Regions from separate parts of the Homo sapiens genome. Here region 2 is linked to region 1. The links are chromatin contacts, found by Hi-C in ENCODE. All regions are on one chromosome and are shown on one strand. Each heading gives the region's core, a stretch centred on a gene start or an enhancer-like site at or near the end of the contact. The rest is flanking DNA. Distances are from core to core; before and after follow the strand shown.

Region 1 (3,837 bases), core at 620-3,119:
GCTCTGCAAGGGCAAGAATTACATCCCTAGCATCTTCCAATAAGGTCTATCAGAAATGTCCAGTGGCCCAACCAAAGCCCATGTCCTCTCTTTTCAGGTGATGACTTTCCCCTGAGGAAGCCCTGTAGCGTGCCTGGAGGAAGGGGCTCTCCAACCCCAGCCCCACCTAGCCACCATGAACACTTCAGCCCCACCTGCTGTCAGCCCCAACATCACCGTCCTGGCACCAGGAAAGGGTCCCTGGCAAGTGGCCTTCATTGGGATCACCACGGGCCTCCTGTCGCTAGCCACAGTGACAGGCAACCTGCTGGTACTCATCTCTTTCAAGGTCAACACGGAGCTCAAGACAGTCAATAACTACTTCCTGCTGAGCCTGGCCTGTGCTGACCTCATCATCGGTACCTTCTCCATGAACCTCTATACCACGTACCTGCTCATGGGCCACTGGGCTCTGGGCACGCTGGCTTGTGACCTCTGGCTGGCCCTGGACTATGTGGCCAGCAATGCCTCCGTCATGAATCTGCTGCTCATCAGCTTTGACCGCTACTTCTCCGTGACTCGGCCCCTGAGCTACCGTGCCAAGCGCACACCCCGCCGGGCAGCTCTGATGATCGGCCTGGCCTGGCTGGTTTCCTTTGTGCTCTGGGCCCCAGCCATCCTCTTCTGGCAGTACCTGGTAGGGGAGCGGACAGTGCTAGCTGGGCAGTGCTACATCCAGTTCCTCTCCCAGCCCATCATCACCTTTGGCACAGCCATGGCTGCCTTCTACCTCCCTGTCACAGTCATGTGCACGCTCTACTGGCGCATCTACCGGGAGACAGAGAACCGAGCACGGGAGCTGGCAGCCCTTCAGGGCTCCGAGACGCCAGGCAAAGGGGGTGGCAGCAGCAGCAGCTCAGAGAGGTCTCAGCCAGGGGCTGAGGGCTCACCAGAGACTCCTCCAGGCCGCTGCTGTCGCTGCTGCCGGGCCCCCAGGCTGCTGCAGGCCTACAGCTGGAAGGAAGAAGAGGAAGAGGACGAAGGCTCCATGGAGTCCCTCACATCCTCAGAGGGAGAGGAGCCTGGCTCCGAAGTGGTGATCAAGATGCCAATGGTGGACCCCGAGGCACAGGCCCCCACCAAGCAGCCCCCACGGAGCTCCCCAAATACAGTCAAGAGGCCGACTAAGAAAGGGCGTGATCGAGCTGGCAAGGGCCAGAAGCCCCGTGGAAAGGAGCAGCTGGCCAAGCGGAAGACCTTCTCGCTGGTCAAGGAGAAGAAGGCGGCTCGGACCCTGAGTGCCATCCTCCTGGCCTTCATCCTCACCTGGACACCGTACAACATCATGGTGCTGGTGTCCACCTTCTGCAAGGACTGTGTTCCCGAGACCCTGTGGGAGCTGGGCTACTGGCTGTGCTACGTCAACAGCACCATCAACCCCATGTGCTACGCACTCTGCAACAAAGCCTTCCGGGACACCTTTCGCCTGCTGCTGCTTTGCCGCTGGGACAAGAGACGCTGGCGCAAGATCCCCAAGCGCCCTGGCTCCGTGCACCGCACTCCCTCCCGCCAATGCTGATAGTCCCCTCTCCTGCATCCCTCCACCCCAGTCCCCGGGAAAGGCCGGTGGGAAGAGGGCAGGGGCTGCATCCTCAGCCCCAGGGCCCTGCTCAGGCCTCACCTGGCTTCCCAGGACCCTGGGTCACCTTCCTGGGCAGCCCAGAGAGACCCTGCCAACTTTCCAGACTTCGCTATTCCCAGGCAGGGAGGGAAACCCGGGGAACTGGTTTTTCTGTTCCCTGCTGGGTGGGAATGCGCTCTTCACCAGGAAGAAGGCCCGGGAGGAGGATCCGGGCTTTGGACTCCTTGTTTGCCTTTAGGCAGGAAGTCAGGAGCCAGCAGGGCGGGCCAGGAGAAAGAAGGCTTAACATTAAGTATTCCTTGGCCCAGCAGCGGCCCAGATTGCGGTGTGAGATGGTGCCCCCTGGGGGGCACAGCCAGAAACTGAACTGGCCGCTGGGAGAAAAGCCAGATGACAGGGAGCTGGGGAATCCCCTCGCTTCATAGGCAGAGCCCGCCCACCTGGGCCCTAGGCATACTCTCCAGGATTGTCCACAAATGTCCTCAGAGGGTCCCTAGGTGGGTCAACTCCAAGGCAAATGTCCAAGCATCAGCAAGACAATGACACTGGAAGGGTCCGGCTTGGCTAGTCACATATCAAGTCCCGAGGCAGCAACAGGACCAGGAGCCAGGTGTCCTGACTGTCCTACAATATCATTTTCCTGGGAGTGGGAGTCAAGTGTGCCTGCTATCCAGCCGCAAATCCATACCCCCTGCCCCAGAGAAGCCTCAGTCCCTCCCTCCTGGCTCACAGCCACCACCTGGATGGATCTGCTCCATGCAGATCTAGCCAGGCCTCCCGCATGCTGCCTGCCTCCGGCCCTGCCCCACACAGGCCTGGCCCAGCCAGCAGGTTCTCTCCTGTGAGCTCCCCAATCCAACCCATGCATGGCCTCCCAGCCACCCGGATCTCCAGGCCCAGCCTGGCCCCAAATGTTCTTTCCTTTCATCCTCAGCAAGTGCTGAGTCTGTGAATAAAGCCACATAACCAGCGGGCACTAAGGGGCCTTCCTAACTGTGTTGGCTCAAGGCCTTGGTCTCAGGCCAGGGCTGAATGGGGCAGGGAGGGCCCAAGTACTTTGGAATGTGGGCCGTGGCCGTGAAAGTGGTTCTAGGAGGGCCAGCACTGCATGGTTGGATCTACTAAAGCCTGGGGACCCCAGCACCGTGGAGTCCCTGGCTCAGGTGAGTGGGGCTATAAAAGGCAGACCTGACCTCTGGAAGTGAGGCAGCTAGGTGAAATAAACCAACCCTGCCCACATCCCTGCATATTCTCTATTGGCTCTGCCATACCCGGGGAGAACAGAACTCTTCCAAACCCCCATTTACACATGAGGAGATAAGGCCCAGAGATCCAGGAGGATTGTTCAGGGTTACCCCACAGAGCAACACCCAGACTTCCAGGCAATTCATAACCTCCTGACCTCTGGACTGAGTAGATGACAGCCTAAAGTATTTAGGCCAAAACACTCCATCAGGATGACCCTCAGGTCAGGTTATAAGGCACTTCTTTGGTGAAGGGTCCCCAAAGCCCAACGCAAAGGAATTCTAGAGAGGTTAATCCCGTAGCCTGGAGTAGTGGTTTCCAAGACGATCATTGGGTTCAGTGATTTGCTAGAATGATGCATAGAACTCAGCAAAGTTATTATCCTCACAGTTTATTACAGTGAAAGAACATAGAGCATAAAACAGCAACAGCAAAAGGTGCACAGAGCAGAGACCAGGAGAGACCAGATACAAACTTCCAGCTGTCCTCTCCCAGTGGAGTCGTGCAGACAGTGCCCAATCTTCCAAGCAATGATGTATGACAAAAAAAAATGAAGTACTGCCAACCAAGAAAGCTCACCAGAGCTTTGGTGTCCAATGTTCTTACTGGAGGCTGATCGTGTAAGCATAGCTGACCACCCACATGGCTGACCTTACTTAGTCTCCAGCCCTTCCAGAAGTTAAACTGATACCATGTGGCCCAAGGAGCAAAGGTAAGCAAAAACACTTACCAGGCAGGATATTCCAAGGGTTTAGTGTTATCTTCCAGGAGCCAGGCAAGGCCAAACCTTTCTTTGAAATGTGCAAATGTGCAGGATTCGGATAATCCAGACTTGCTGAGTGAATCTTTCAGTTCACAGTGGTTCTGACCAGTAGCCCCAGTATCACCTGGGAACTTGTTAGCTATGAGAATTCTCAGGGTCCTCCTAGATTTACTAAATCAGAAACTCTGTGGAACTCGCCACCTATTTT
Region 2 (4,088 bases), core at 1,534-4,033, 710 kb before region 1:
TATGCAAGGCCACAAGTTATGCCATGTCATCAGTTATGCTATAGATTATGTGACCTGTCATTATATGATTAACTGCCTTTGCTTTGCTGCTTCTGTAAATTTGCTTATAAAAATCCTGCTTGGTCTTTGTTCAAGGCTCAGTTTTTTGGATGTGAACCCACTGAGCTGGTGTGCACCTTAAAATAAATATCCTCCTGTATTCACCTATACTGGTCTCTCCTTTTTTTTTTTTTTTAGACAGAGTCTCGCTGTCGCCCAGGCTGAAGTGCAGTGGCGCGATCTCGGCTCACTGCAGGCTCCGCCCCCCGGGGTTCACGCCATTCTCTTGCCTCAGCCTCCCGAGTAGCTGGGACTACAGGCACCCGCCACCTCGCCCGGCTAATTTTTTGTATTTTTAGTAGAGACGGGGTTTCACTGTGTTAGCCAGGATGGTCTCGATCTCCTGACCTCGTGATCCACCCGCCTCGGCCTCCCAAAGTCCTGGGATTACGGGCGTGAGCCACCGCGCCCGGCCTATACTGGTCTCTCTACTCCTCTGCGTCCTGCAACACAGGAGCCCTCATAAGGAAATGAAGACCCAAAGAAGTAGTTGGTGTCAGTTACTTCTACACCGAATTGGACAAAGAATAGTAAGTTGTAATGAAGCAACTAAGAGCGGGGCCCGGTAGCTCACGCCTGTAATCTCAGCACTTTGGGAGGCCAAGGAGGGAGGATCACTTGAGTCCAGGAGTTTGAGACCTTGTCTCTATTTAAATAAAAATAAAAATTAAAAAGATGCAACTAAATTATGTGGGGAGGCTTACCAGATAACAGTTATTTTCCTGGAGAACATTACGTTCAGTGAAATAAGCCAGGCACAGAAAGACACATACTTTGTGATCTCACTTATATATGGAATCTAAAAAAATGGAACCCACGAGTAGGGAGTAGAATGGCAGTTACGGCGGTTGGGGGGAACAGGGGGGTGTCAGGGAGATGTTGGTCAAAGGGTACAAAATTTCTGTTAGGAGGAATAGAGGAATAAGTTCACCAGATCTATTGCACAACATGGTGATTATAGTAAATAACAATGTACTATGTTCTTGAAAATTACGGAGAGGTTTTGTGTTCTCACCACAAAAGAAGTATGTGAGGTAATGCATATGTTAATTAGCTCGATTTAGTTATTCCACAATGTATACATATTTCAAAACAACATGTTGTACATGACAAATACGTGGCAATTTTTGTCAATTAAAAAGTAAAAAATGGGCCGAGTGGTGGCTCACGCCTGTAATCCCAGCCCTTTCGGAGGCTGAGGCAGGTGGGTCATTTGGGGCCAGGAGTTCGTGACCAGCATGGTCAACATGCTGAAACCCTGTCTCTACTAAAAATACAAAAATTAGCTGGGCGCGGTGGTGCACGTCTGTAATCCCAACTACTCCGGAGGCTGAGGCAGGAGAATCGCTTGCCCGGAAGGCAGAGGTTGCAGTGAGCTGAGATAGAGCCACTGCACTCCAGCCTGGGTGACAGAGTGAGACTGTCTCAAAAAAAAAAAAACAAAAAACCCCAAAAAGTAAAAAATGAAAAAAGTTATTTCAACAAGGTCTGTACAGAATTCTTTCCGTCTCAACATCTCCTCTTTGAGGATAAGGATGTTGCTTTTTCTTCTAGTATAAGGAAGGTGTCCTTCAACATGGAAATTTCATCTGCTTTTAAGACACAGAAAAGGGGTCTTCTTGCACCTGCTGAGTTTTAAATGCCTTTAATTCAAAACAGCCAATATGCCATGGTGGTGTGTATATACACACACACACACACACACACACATATACACACATATATACACATATATATACACACATATATATGCACACATATATATACACACATATATACACACATATATACACACATATATACACACATATATACACACATATATATACACATATATACACATATATACACACATATATATACACACACATATATACACATATATACACATATATACACATATATATACACACATATATACACACATATATATACACACATATACACACATATATACACATATATACACACATATACACATATACATATATACACACATATATACACACATATATACACATATATACACATATATACACACATATATACACACATATATATACACATATATATACATATATATACACACATATATATATTTTGAGACTGAGTTTCGCTTTGTTGCACAGGCTAGAGTGCAGTGGCGCGATCTTGGCTCACTGCAACCCCCACCTCCCGGGCTCAAGTGATTCTCCTGCCTCAGCCTCCCGAGTAGCTGGGACTACAGGCGCATGCCTCCACGCCCGGCTAATTTTTTGCATTTTTAGTAGAGACGGGGTTTCATCGTGTTAGCCAGCATGGTCTCGATCTCTTGACCTCGTGATCTGCCCGCCTCGGCCTCCCAAAGTGCTGAGATTACAGGCGTGAGCCACCGCGCCCGGCCCTTGGTGGTATATTTTTAACTCCTTCAGTTTTTAAACTATAAGCCCATTCTTGAGTGAAGGCGAAAGTAAACCCATCATGGCCCTGCAGTGTGATGTGTGTGCAGAGGTCGAGTGTGTGCGACTCCTGGATGCTGGGCGCGCAGGGCATGGGTGAGGCGGGAAGAGGCGGTGCCGGGGGCGCGGGCGTCCTGCAGTCGCCGGGCTCGGGACCGGGGCCGGGCGCTCTGCGAGGCTCTCATTAGCCGGCGGCGCGGGGAGGGGCCGGGTGACCTCACGCCGGCCCGGCCACCGCGGCCATTAGACCCGGTCCAATTGCTGGGGCTGCAGCGCTGCCTCCGAGACCGCGAGGTGGGTGGATCGGGTCTTCCTGGAAGGGTGCGATAAGGCCGGGCGAGGTGCCTGGGATGCTTCTCCCCTTCCGCGAGGAAGAGATCTAATTGGGTAGGGCGGGTGTAGACTAGCCTGCCGAGCCGCCCGCTGGCACCTGCAGCCTCCTGGGCGCCCGCCGGGCCCCGGCGAGAAAGTTGTTAAAGGGAGCGAGGTGGTTGTTCCTGGGGTCCGAGGCGCGCCTCTCACGCCCTGCCCAACAGAAGCCGCAGTCCCGTGGGGTCTGGAGACGCAGTTTCCTGTTAATGACAATAAATCCCTGCTCCCCCTGCCTCAGACATCTACGCAGCGAAATCGAGCCTGGCCTTGAGGGTCCACACCGCGAGGGAAGATGCGTGCGCCCATTGTAAGTGCGGGGCGAGGCGGGGCTGGGCGGGGCTGGGAGCCCCCTGTTAGTGGGGACTCGTTGTCTCGGAGCCTGAATTACTGCTTCCGAGAGAGGAGCCTCGAGGATGTGGGGCCCGCACCTCTGTCAGCTGCGAGGCATCGGTGTCAGCTGCGGGTCGGCGCGCACCTGTTGGGAGTTGTCTCGGCGCGTCCTTCCGGGGGCCGGTGTGGGGGCGCCCTGCCTGAAACGCGCCCAGCGGAAGGCGGGACCCTCAGGAGGGAGGTGGCCAGGGCAGGTCTGTCCGCAGAAATCTGGCGCTGCCCTCCGGAGCCACACCCGGACAGCGGGACAGGCCTTGGGGGCTATGTCAGCTGACTCATCCCATGACCAGCCCTGCCAGCGGAGTCCCAGCGTTAACTGTGCTTGGCGACTGCCCCCCTTCCGCCTGGCCGGACCGCAGCAGAGGGATTCAGAGGATGGGATTTGGAGGTGGACCCTCCTAGTGTTGAGCATCTGGTTGTGAGACTCTCATCAAGTTCAAATCCACTGTTTCCCAGAGTGAAGGTTTTGTTTTATTTATTTATTTTTATTTTTATTTTTATTTTTTGAGACGGAGTCTCGCTCTGTCACCCAGGCTGGAGTGCAGTGGCATGATCTCGGCTCACTGCGACCTCCGCCTCTCGGGTTCAAGCGATTCTCCTGCCTCAGCCTACCGAGTAGCTGGGAGTACAGGCGCCCGCCACTACGCCTGGCTAATTTTTTGTATTTTTAGTGGAGACGGGGTTTCACCGTGTTAGCCAGGATGGTCTCGACTTCCTGACCTCGTGCTCCGCCCGCCTCGGTCTCGCAAAGTGCTGGGATTACAGGCGTGAGCCACCGAGCCCTGCCGC

What was found. Hi-C counts contacts between places; a loop is a spot of excess contacts on that map. Pooled maps may share reads with other maps.
Region 2: a map of endothelial cell of umbilical vein shows a loop between it and region 1 (2.6-fold over the local background). The contact joins the promoter of PLAAT3 here to the promoter of CHRM1-AS1 in region 1. A Hi-C loop is called at or near these places in 2 of 168 maps with a recorded cell type or tissue (chondrocyte and endothelial cell of umbilical vein) and 2 of 50 pooled maps.

What each region holds. Positions count from the first base shown.
Region 1 is chr11:62,907,439-62,911,275 of GRCh38, reverse strand. It overlaps CHRM1-AS1 (CHRM1 antisense RNA 1), which reads right to left and starts at 1,869. Exons shown (of 3, transcript NR_199052.1): 1 at 1,661-1,869; 2 at 431-673. It overlaps CHRM1 (cholinergic receptor muscarinic 1), which reads left to right. Exons shown (of 2, transcript NM_000738.3): 2 at 98-2,597. The coding sequence starts at 176. The coding sequence ends at 1,558.
Region 2 is chr11:63,613,128-63,617,215 of GRCh38, reverse strand. PLAAT3 (phospholipase A and acyltransferase 3) reads left to right here and starts at 2,783. Exons shown (of 5, transcript NM_001128203.2): 1 at 2,783-2,831; 2 at 3,148-3,216. The coding sequence starts at 3,202. It overlaps LNCROPM (lncRNA regulator of PLAAT3 mediated phospholipid metabolism), which reads right to left and starts at 908. Exons shown (of 4, transcript NR_199012.1): 1 at 804-908. RefSeq lists silencers at 2,571-2,630, 2,651-2,730.